Regions from separate parts of the Homo sapiens genome. Here region 1 is linked to region 2. Evidence: read pairs that join two places in POLR2A ChIA-PET (ENCODE). Cell type or tissue: MCF 10A. All regions are shown on one strand. Region 1 overlaps GCLM (glutamate-cysteine ligase modifier subunit). Region 2 holds the start of BCAR3-AS1 (BCAR3 antisense RNA 1).

What was found. ChIA-PET counts read pairs that join two places held together with the same protein. Peaks named below come from ENCODE experiments on the same cell type or tissue, not always from the same donor. Only the 100,000 strongest peaks of a DNase experiment are listed, where the experiment ranks them.
Region 1: POLR2A ChIA-PET joins it to region 2 with 6 read pairs; 2 of 35 experiments call an interaction of 5 or more read pairs at or near these places.

What each region holds. Positions count from the first base shown.
Region 1 is chr1:93,895,098-93,900,097 of GRCh38, forward strand. It overlaps GCLM (glutamate-cysteine ligase modifier subunit), which reads right to left. Exons shown (of 7, transcript NM_002061.4): 4 at 2,742-2,801; 5 at 1,521-1,723. Among named protein-coding and RNA genes, the nearest start is that of GCLM, 12 kb to the right of the region's middle. In MCF 10A, no CTCF peak of the experiment used is centred here; no DNase peak of the experiment used is centred here.
Region 2 is chr1:93,590,973-93,595,972 of GRCh38, forward strand. BCAR3 (BCAR3 adaptor protein, NSP family member) reads right to left here. Exons shown (of 12, transcript NM_003567.4): 4 at 1,293-1,421. It overlaps BCAR3-AS1 (BCAR3 antisense RNA 1), which reads left to right and starts at 996. Exons shown (of 4, transcript NR_034091.1): 1 at 996-1,536; 2 at 3,401-3,477. RefSeq lists enhancers at 1,192-1,692, 1,199-1,358. In MCF 10A, no CTCF peak of the experiment used is centred here; a DNase peak (open chromatin) is centred at 2,229.

The sequences.
Region 1 (5,000 bases), 300 kb after region 2:
TCCACATACCAGGTGCAAGCAATTCTCCTGCCTCAGCCTCCCAAGTAGCTGGGATTACAGGTGCCTGCCACCATGCCCAGCTAATTTTTTGTATTTTTAGTAGAGACGCGGTTTCACCATGTTGGTCAGGCTGGTCTTGAACTCCTGACCTCAGGTGATCTACCCACCTCGGCCTCCCAAAGTGCTGGGCTTACAGGCATGAGCCACCATGCCCAGCCTGGTACTACACTATTAAAAAGTCTCCTGCTAGAACCATTTAACAATCTAATACATCTGCCTAGAACACAAACATGATTTTTGTTAGTTTGTTAAGTGTGATGGTTTCAGCTACAGAGCAAATAGTTCTTAAAGGTAAAGGATCAAATACAAGTAAATACCTTTAATGTTAAAGTATAAAATATGGCTATGAATCAGACACATTTTGAAAGAGAAGAATTGACAGCTTCCAGTAGCTACACTGGTTAATTTACATTCTGAATCATCTAAGTCTCTCCAATACTTTCTTGTCCTCATTCTGGCTATCATCAAGGAGAAGGGGAAATACTTTCTCTAGGTCTTCCTGTCCATAAGAAACTCTGAAAGCTCTGAAAAGGAGAAGGCTGAAGAAGAAGTAAAAGGAATAAAGAAATACTGAGAGTAAAGGTAAAACGCTAGTAAGTGACTTTCCTAATAATTTTGTAGGTTATTAGACCAGAGAGTGGGAATAATTAATTTATGACACTCACTCCATATCAAGTTGTATGAACTGACAGTCTTACACATCTTTGAATAACAGCAAAATATCTGTTATATATAAAATATTCCCTTACTTAGGAAATTAGAGCCATGGTCTAATAGTACCTAAAGAAAAAGAAGGTTTTTCTTTCTTTTTTTTTTTTTTTTTGAGACAGAGTCTTGCTCTGTCACCCAGGCTGGAGTACAGTGGCGCAATCTCAGCTCACTGCAACCTCCGCCTCTGAGGTTCAAGTGATTCTCCTGCCTCACCCTCCTGAGTAGCTGGGATTACAGGTGCACGCCACCATGCCTGGCTAATTTTTTTATTTTTAGTAGAGACAGGGTTTCACCATGTTGGTCAGGCTGGTCTCGAACTCCTGACCTCATGATCTGCTCGCCTCGGCCTCCCAAAGTGCTGGGATTACAGATGTGAGCCACCACACCCGGCCGTAAGGTTTTTCTTTAGGTATTATTGTTTTCAGCACATAAGTAGAACTGAAGGAAATGGCCTTAATTCATTTGGTATAAATGTTTTAACACACATCTTCTAGTATTTTTGTCACTCATTTTAACCAGGATTAACATTCAGTTCAATCAGAGATATATTTAAATAAAAACAAACAAAAACCTCAAATGATTTAGATAAAACCTGCCTCAAAACTCCTGCAGAAACAAAACAAAACTCCCACATGTGGAAAAGTCACCCCGCAGGGGTGGCCACTATGTGCATGATGCTCAACAGTGTGCAGCAAAGACTGAAAAGGGCAAGTTCTTCCTGGAGTGCTCATGATCCTGCCATCCCTCACCTGTGCCCACTGATACAGCTGTTCCAACTGTGTTTTGTCTAGATCAGAGGTACCTATGGCAACAATCTTTTTGCTCTGAACTAAGTTTTCTAATTCCTCCCAGTAAGGCTGTAAATGCTCCAAGGAAAGATTAACTCCATCTTCAATAGGAGGTGAAGCAATGATCACAGAATCCAGCTGTGCAACTCCAAGGACTGAACAGGCTGATAGGAAGGAAGACACAAAGAAAATAAATGCTTACATCATAAAAACAAATATTTCTAATGTTTTCAAAGTATCCCACTGAATTCTGTCCATATTCTTCACTTGTTTTCAAAATAACAGATTATTTCATAGTTTACTTTTCATTTAGAACATTTCTATCTTTCAAAAATGTGTAAGTGCCCATTTACCTACTTGCTCTGTGTGGCAGACAAGTGGGTTTCTCTGACCTGCCTTATTCCTAGGCAGCTTGCAGCTACTACTACATGCTCCTCTTTCTAGGGAACAAAATTTCTTCTTGTTTCCTAGGTCCCAGAAGTTTTTAGTAGCTCCCTTATCTTCATAAAATTTTCTTCTCCAGTTCTACTTGCTCACTACTATCGCATATGGATGATCACAAGAATTATGACCTAATATTCTGTAACTAGTAGTCACAGCAAAGAATAAGCTTGAGACACTGAAAAACTGAATGTTTGGTCTTAATCCATATTTATAGAGGTAGATAATTTCTTAATTCTATAAAAATAATTTAAGAGCTTATTTTAAATGATTATTCATTCTAAAGTTACATTAAAGAGCCAATTATTTAAGTTTTCAATATATGTAAATACTGGAATAATTTTTTATTTAAGTATTGAATAACTTTAATATCACAATAACCTAAGTGCTAAAAACAGATATACTTGGATTTTTTTTGGATTTTTTTTTTTTTGCCGTTGTTTGGTTTTGATATTTCACCTCTAGTACTAAAAGGGCTAAGAATAAGAACTTCTATCTCCAAACGGATAGTGAACATTTAAGTACATTACACCTTTTACATTCCTCTTGCATATCAAAATATGACCCTACATAAGTCAGTATGATTTTACAGAAGCCTTAAGAAACTAAGCTAGAACTTTAAAAGGTAAAATTGGAATCAACTCATTTTCTTTTTACCTGGACCTAAGCACAAGTTATAACTAATACACCTATACTAATTTAAAGTCCACTATTAAGATAAAAAATTCAGTTTTTGCTTACCCATGTCAACTGCACTTCTAGTTGATGATGAAGAGTTTGATTCTACAATGAACAGTTTTGCTGGGTAACAAAGAAAACAAAACTGATTACTACATTTGGATACACATTTCACTATATGCTAGTATTAACACTACTATAATACTAAGATGTCAGATAATCCTGAATGAATTATTTTTCCTTTCCCAGTCACATAACTTTATAGTTTTAATTTTAAGACATAAATGTATAGTTCCACTATACTTTTAAAATCATGTGCTAGTTGCCAACAAATATATGTTTATCAAAACAAAAAGTAAATATTTATTTCCCATTTATTAGAAGGCAGGTTAGATAACTATTGGAGCTTAAATTACTTGAAATTTATATTTTTATGACTTAAACATTAATAGAGCACATTATATATTCTCCAATAAACCAAAATCTATATACAAAGACTAAATTGAAAATGTAATGAGAAGAAAACTGAAAAAAAAAAAAAAAAAAAAAAAAAAGGCCACAATTCTACCTTCCCAATACAATCATTTTCATTTTCAGACACTATCTTCCAGTTTTTGGTCATATGAAGTAGGGCATAACATTATTTCCTCTTCTATTTGGTTTACCTTTATGTAATAAATATTTAAAATATATGTCTATGTAGTATTTAGTTATCTTAAAATTTCTTTACTTTTAAAAATTTTTTGTAGAGACAGGGTCTCATTATACTGCCCAGGCTGGCCTTGAACTCTTGGCCTCAAAGGACCCTCCCGCTTCGGCTTCCCAAAGTGCTGTGATTACAGGTGTGAATCACCACAATTTTTTTTTTTGAGACAGGGTCTCACTTTCATCCAGGCTGGAGTGCAGTGGTGCGATCACGGCTCACTGCAGCATCAACCTTCTGAGCTCAAGTGTTCCTTTCACCTCAGCCTCCCAAGTAGCTAGGACTACAGGCATGTACCAATACACCTGGCTAATTTTCATTTTTTTGTAGACACAGGGTCTCGATATGTTGCCCAGGGGCTCTTGAACTCCCGGTCTCAAACAATCTTCCCAAGGTGCTAGGATTACAGCACCACACCAGGCCAAGATTTTTTTTATCCTAATAGTCATGTGCTTACTGTAGAAATAACGAAGACCTATAAAAGCAGAAAGACCAAAAAGAATTGCCAGTCTCATCACCCAAATTACTGTTTAGATTTCTGTGTATTCTGTGGCTTTTTTTCCACTTAGGGGTGGCCTTGAACGTATTCTATGTTTTTAGTGTATAATTTTACATACTTTTTTTTTTTGAGACAGAGTCTCACTCTGTCGCCCAGTGGTGCCATCTTGGTTCATTGCAACCTCCTCCTGGGTTCAAGCAATTCTCATGCCTCAGCCACCCAAGTAGCTGGGATTATAGGCCTGCGCCACCATGCCTGGCTAATTTTTGTATTTTTAGTAGAGACGGGGTTTTGCCATGTTGTCCAGGCTGGTCTCGAACTCCTGGCCTCAAGTGATCCACCCGACTCGCCTCCCAAAGTGCTGGGATTACAGGCGTGAGCCACTGCGCCCAGCCAATTTTACATGCTCATTTTTTAATGGTTGAATATTATTTTGTAAATTTTGAAGAGTGTCATTTATTAAATGAGTTCTACTTATTGAACATTTAGGTTAGTAAATGTTCCAGTACTAGTTCCAGTTTTCTGTTTTCGCATATATAATGCCAAAACAAACATCTTAGTAACTTTTTATTCAGCATTATACTATATAATTTCCCAGGGATGAATTGTTAGAAATGTTATTATGAGTCAAAGCATGTGACGTTTTGTGTGAGTCTTATTATATTTTAAAAGATGTGTGCCAGTTTACCACACCACCACCAATTAACAATTGCTCTTCTAACAACATAGGATGCTATTATTAATTTTTTTTTAAAACTTAGTAGGTACAATGCATACCTACCCAAGACCACATTAATTGTCATTTCTTTGGTTACTAGGAAAGTTGAGTCATTTTCTATATTTGTAATATTGAGGTTTTGGTTTCATTCAAATTCAACTTTATATGTACATATTTACTTTATGTAAACTCACTGTTCAAAAAAATAAATGTATTCAATAGACAAACAGGTAGAGTAGCAGAAGAGCAACAAAAAAAATCAAAAGAGGAAATGGAGAAAAATAAGGCTAATGAAATACCCTTACATAAAGTGCTGACATTCGATATATGCAACACATTTTCTTCTACGTTTCTTATATGAGTCCCTTCCTTCCTACTGCTAGGTGATCTCCCTAAAAACAC
Region 2 (5,000 bases):
AAAAAGCCCGGGAGGATGTATGTACACAAAAGTATTCATCGTGGTTATCCCCAGGAGAATTATGAGGAGAATTATGGATAAGAGTTTAATTTCCTTCTTTTTGCTATCTATGTTTTCTACAATCAATTTTAAACTTAAAAAAACAAAGTCAGAATAATAATTATTTATTTGATTGTGCCAAGAAATCTACTACATTAAAAAAAAAAAAAAAAAAAAAAAAGCCTGGGCACAGTGACTCATGCCTGTAATCCCAGCACTTTGGGAGGCTGAGGTGGGTGGATCACTTGAGGGCAGGAGTTCGAGACCAGCCTGGCCAACATGGTGAAACCCCGTCTCTACTAAAAATATAAAAGTTAGCAGGGCATGGTGGTGGACACCTGTAATCCCAGCTACCAGAGAGGCTGAGGCAGGAGAATCGCTTGAACCCAGGAGGTAGAGGTTGCAGTGAGCTGAGATTGTGCTATTGCACTCCAGCCTGGGTGATAGAGTAAGACTCTGTCTCAAAAAAAAGAAAAAAAACTTACGACATGATGCCCTTCCCCCCAGCCCCTGTCCACACACTTCCTGTCATGTTGTCCTTGGTTAATGATTGGCCAGATCAGGTTTACAATAAAAACCCAAGGGAAATTCTATGCCTCAATTCTGCAGACTTACTCTATTTTTCAATTTTTACAGTATTAAATGAAAAAACATTATTTATGGCAATCACCCAAATGACGATCACAAAGTATATTCTGGGCCATGAGTCTGTGGTCATGGGTTTAATTCCCCTTTTTTCCCACCTCTGGGTCACAGGATCCAGTAGGGAAGTGATGGAGAGTGTGAATAACTGCCAGCTCAATGGGGCAGAGGCAGCCTTGTTGATCTGGGCCACCTGCCCTCTCTCCTCCCGAAGCTAAGCCACTGCCTTGAGAAGGAGGGGCTGCAAATGGTCTGAGGCTGCTGGCAGCTGGCCAAGAGTTCAATTACCTGGGCCACAGCCCGCCCTCCTAGTTCTTCCGGTTACTGACTCTGTGGCTGCTGCCTCCCACAACGCTGTGCTTGCAGACCCCAGGAGCGCTGGCTGTCCCTTCACTTCCTGAACATGTGGATGTGTGCTTTGGGTTCTTGACCTCAGCTCTTCCCAAGGTCTTCTTAGAGAAGGGTCTAAATGAAGTCATTTTTAGAGTATTTGTTTTTGGTTACACAGGTGCTTCCGCCCATGTGGCCTCGGAGTGGGACCCTGCGGGTCATCAATCTGTACATTGCCTGAGAGCAGCCGTGTATGCTCTGGAAGGGACAAGACCAGGTACCTGTCGGGGGATGCGGCCGTGGTACCAGGCATGGCTGCGCAGGTCCTCGCTGCTCAGGAGCAGCTCCTCCTCCAGCTCCTTCTTCAGTTTCTCGGGGGTCCTGTCCATGATGTGCCTCTCCTTGGAGAACTGCAACACAGAGTCAACCATGAGCTCACCCTGCCCAGGCCACACCAGGCCATGCCAGCTGGAGGTGACCGCCTGCTTCACTAATCCAACCAGTTATGCTACAGCCTGCATTCAGGTAGGGGAGCCTGGATAATGATTACAAAGAGCTGTGACCTTTCGTTTCTCCGGCCGCAACCATGTAATAAAATTTTCACCTGCACATGGGGACTATGGTAGGAGAGTCCACCAAGAGGTTCCTTTTACCAGTCTACTCAAGCAGCTGGGCAGGAAGGGCCAGAGAGATGTACAGACAGCAAGACACAGCAGCCCAGCCTGCTCTCTTCCCAGCGGAGAGCTTCCTCATTCTCCTTCAGGACTGTCCTGACATAGCGTGGGGAGGGCAGCTGTTCCCTTCTGGCCTTAGATCCTGGGCCTCTGGGCAGTGAGGCCCAAAGCACAGTCCTTGGGCTGGTAGCGATGGCCCTAACTTCTTTGCTGTTGGTAAACTCATGTTCAGGAATTGAGTCAGTCTTTAGAAACTTTTAGGGCAAATGGACAGAGCAATTTTATGTCTCTTGAATCTAATAACAGAAGTCTGTCTTTATTTCACATTTCTAATATTTCATTTTTATGACAGATAGGAAAGTGAAACAAATTTAAAAAGACAACCCTGGTCCTTCACCTCAGATGTTTGAGAATCAGTGGTCTGCGGCGTTGCACAGTGGCCATGGCAGTGAGTGCTGGGTGGACAGCGGTGGCTCCAGGTTTAATTTAGAACCATGCCTGCTTACAACATGTGAACTGAACCTGGAAACCTGCCCAGTTCCCAGCAAGACCAGGCATGCTGACCAGGAACCGCTTGCTGAAAGTCCCATGAACAGAAAAAGGCTGTGTCCCTGTGGTTCTCCCAAGTTTCCCAGCTTGTCCTTCAAACCCCCATGGGAGCCACAAAATTATTACTTATCACACTACTTTTTAAAAATGTTTATTTATTTTATTTTTTTTGAGACAGGGTCTCACTGTGCTAGAGCACAGTGGTGCAATCTCAGCTCACTGTAGCCTTGGCCTCCTGGGCTCAAGCAACCTCCTGGGCTCAAGCGATCCTCCCATCTCAGCCTCCCTGGTAGCTAGGACTACAACAGGCACGTGCCACCATGCCTGGCTAATTTTTGTAATTTTTTTTTTAGAGATAGGGTTTTGCCATGTTGCCCAGGCTGGTCTCAAACTCCTGGGCTCAAGCGATCCACCCACCTTGGCCTCTCAAAGTGCTGGGATTACAGGCGTGAGCCACCATGCCCGGCCTATTACACTACTTTGCACGTCAGCAAAGAAATAGCTCCAAATCCTTTTCCACCAAACAACAACAACAACAACAACAACAACAAAGCCCTGGAATTTTAGGGCTAGATTCTCATCCTCTAGTGCTTCTTTGCACATTGGCCCATAAGGAGCGCTAGCTGAAGAGTAACTCAGGGGCTGATTTTTAGATGGGGCTCTGGCTTACTATTTGTTTACTTCTCCCTCCTTCTCACTGGGCAGACACTCACTTGGGAGTGTCTGAAGGATGGAATTTGCATCAAAGAGATGCGGACGCTGGCTGTCCAGGGTGCCTGCAGGCTTTAGACGGTGATGTTTGACACCGTCCGCTCCCATCATTAATATTGTACGGCTTCATCTGAAGACAGCTTGAGTGTGGAATGCAGTTTGTCAACTCGGCCACGCTTTATTGTTCGTTTATTGTCTGACTTGCCTCCCACTAGACTGTAAGTTTCATGAAAACAGAAATCCATCTACTTTTTCCCCACTGCCCTTGAGCAATGCCTGAAAACATCAGGCACTGGGTATTCAGTAAACAAATACCCTAGGATGAGAAAAGATGCTGACTTTGCTTAGTTATGGAGATTCTCCCTTTCGCCCTCAAGTCATCTGAAGCCCTGTTTTCGCTGGGCATGCTGCCATTCAGCCAAAAGACCACATTCCTCAATCTCTGTCTCTTCCAGGGAGATGTGGCCACAGGACTCAGTTCTGACCAAGGAGCTGAGATGTGATGGCTGGAGACTCAACACCATTCTGGACGGTGAGTGGGGAGCCACACCAAGGAATTGGCTGGGTGGAAGGTCTGATTGAGGCTGGGTCCCTGATGACTGTGGGGCCAACACACCAGCCCTGGACCGCCAGCCTCCAGGTCTTCTAGGTGATCTACCTTATGGAAGCCTGTGATTTGTGGGTGTTCCCGTCACTGGCAGCTGAACTAAATCCTAACCCATATTGTGACCTGACCCCCATTGAGTCACCCTGACAGGCAGTCTGCAGGCTTAGCCTAAATCCCTTGTGCTGCACCCTGGGCCCACTTCTTGGTCTGACCTCTGAAAATGTGGAGATCTGAAAATATACAGCAGGTCTTGCACAGTTCTTTGTTGAAAATTTATTTGCTTATATCCAAGAAGCTATTTCCACAGTTATCTTTGCATTTTCCTTCCTCCCTGATGTCCTAACACTCAGCCACCTCTCCCTCTCCCCGGCTCCTTTCTCAGCCCTGCTCATAACAGCAAGGGTTATTATTCTTTTTAGCACTTTATATGCATCAATCTTTTATTCCAGGTTTTGAGATAATGCTTTTAAACTGGTTACAAAAAATATAAAATCAGCTATCTTGTTACTTCTGTCCTAATTCCTAAGAGAAGAACAGGAAAATCCTAAATTATTGCTCTTTCTCCCTGTAGACTCCAGAGAGTGAATCCTACAGGGTACTATAGGAGGTAGGGTATTACAGGAAAGTACCTAGAGAGAGAGAAATGAAGATATTAAGATTGACGCTCTCAAATAATTTGGGATGAAAGACCAGACTTCAAAAACTATGCCTTTAAGCTCTTGCATATTTTATGAAAAGTTTGAAGGTTACACAACTGCCTAGACTTGTATTTTAAAAGGGAAGGAGGGAAAGAGAGAGGGAGGAAAATGAGAGGAAAGGAGGGAGAGAGGGAGACCCAGAGTGAACAAGCAATTGCAAAAGGTTTTCCATTTCCAGCCAGTGAGGGCTGGCTCGAATACACTGCAGAGAGCCAGGTTTGCTGCTGGGAGCCTCTGCCTTAGCAGATGATGTGGACAATGTCTCCCAGACAACTGAAGAAAGCAATTCAAAAGGATCACCCCATATGGCCACCTCATGATGACACAGTGGTTATTTTGGGAGTGGAAACCTTCTAGAACTTTCACTACTGCCTTCGTCACATAAATTAATGCAATTATTTTTCCCAGCTGCCTGTATTTTATGAGATCTTGATCTCCCCAACTGTGATTTTGCCACTTTAGATAAGTACTTTGATGGACTGTAAACCCCACAGGTTAGTGAGAGGTGACCATATAACAAATTGTGGCAAAATGTATCCATCTGTATTTCTGAGAACATTGTGATTGATATCTGTGCTTCTTGGGGACCAGAAATGAGATTCCTGCTTCATAGCACTGGTCATGCATGTCTGCAACATTTGGCGGAATTCTGTAGGCTTCCCACATACAACCTGAATTACTGGTGACAGTGTATCCTTTCGCTTTTCTGCTGCCACGTGGGAAGAATTTGGATTTTTTCCCTGGAATGCA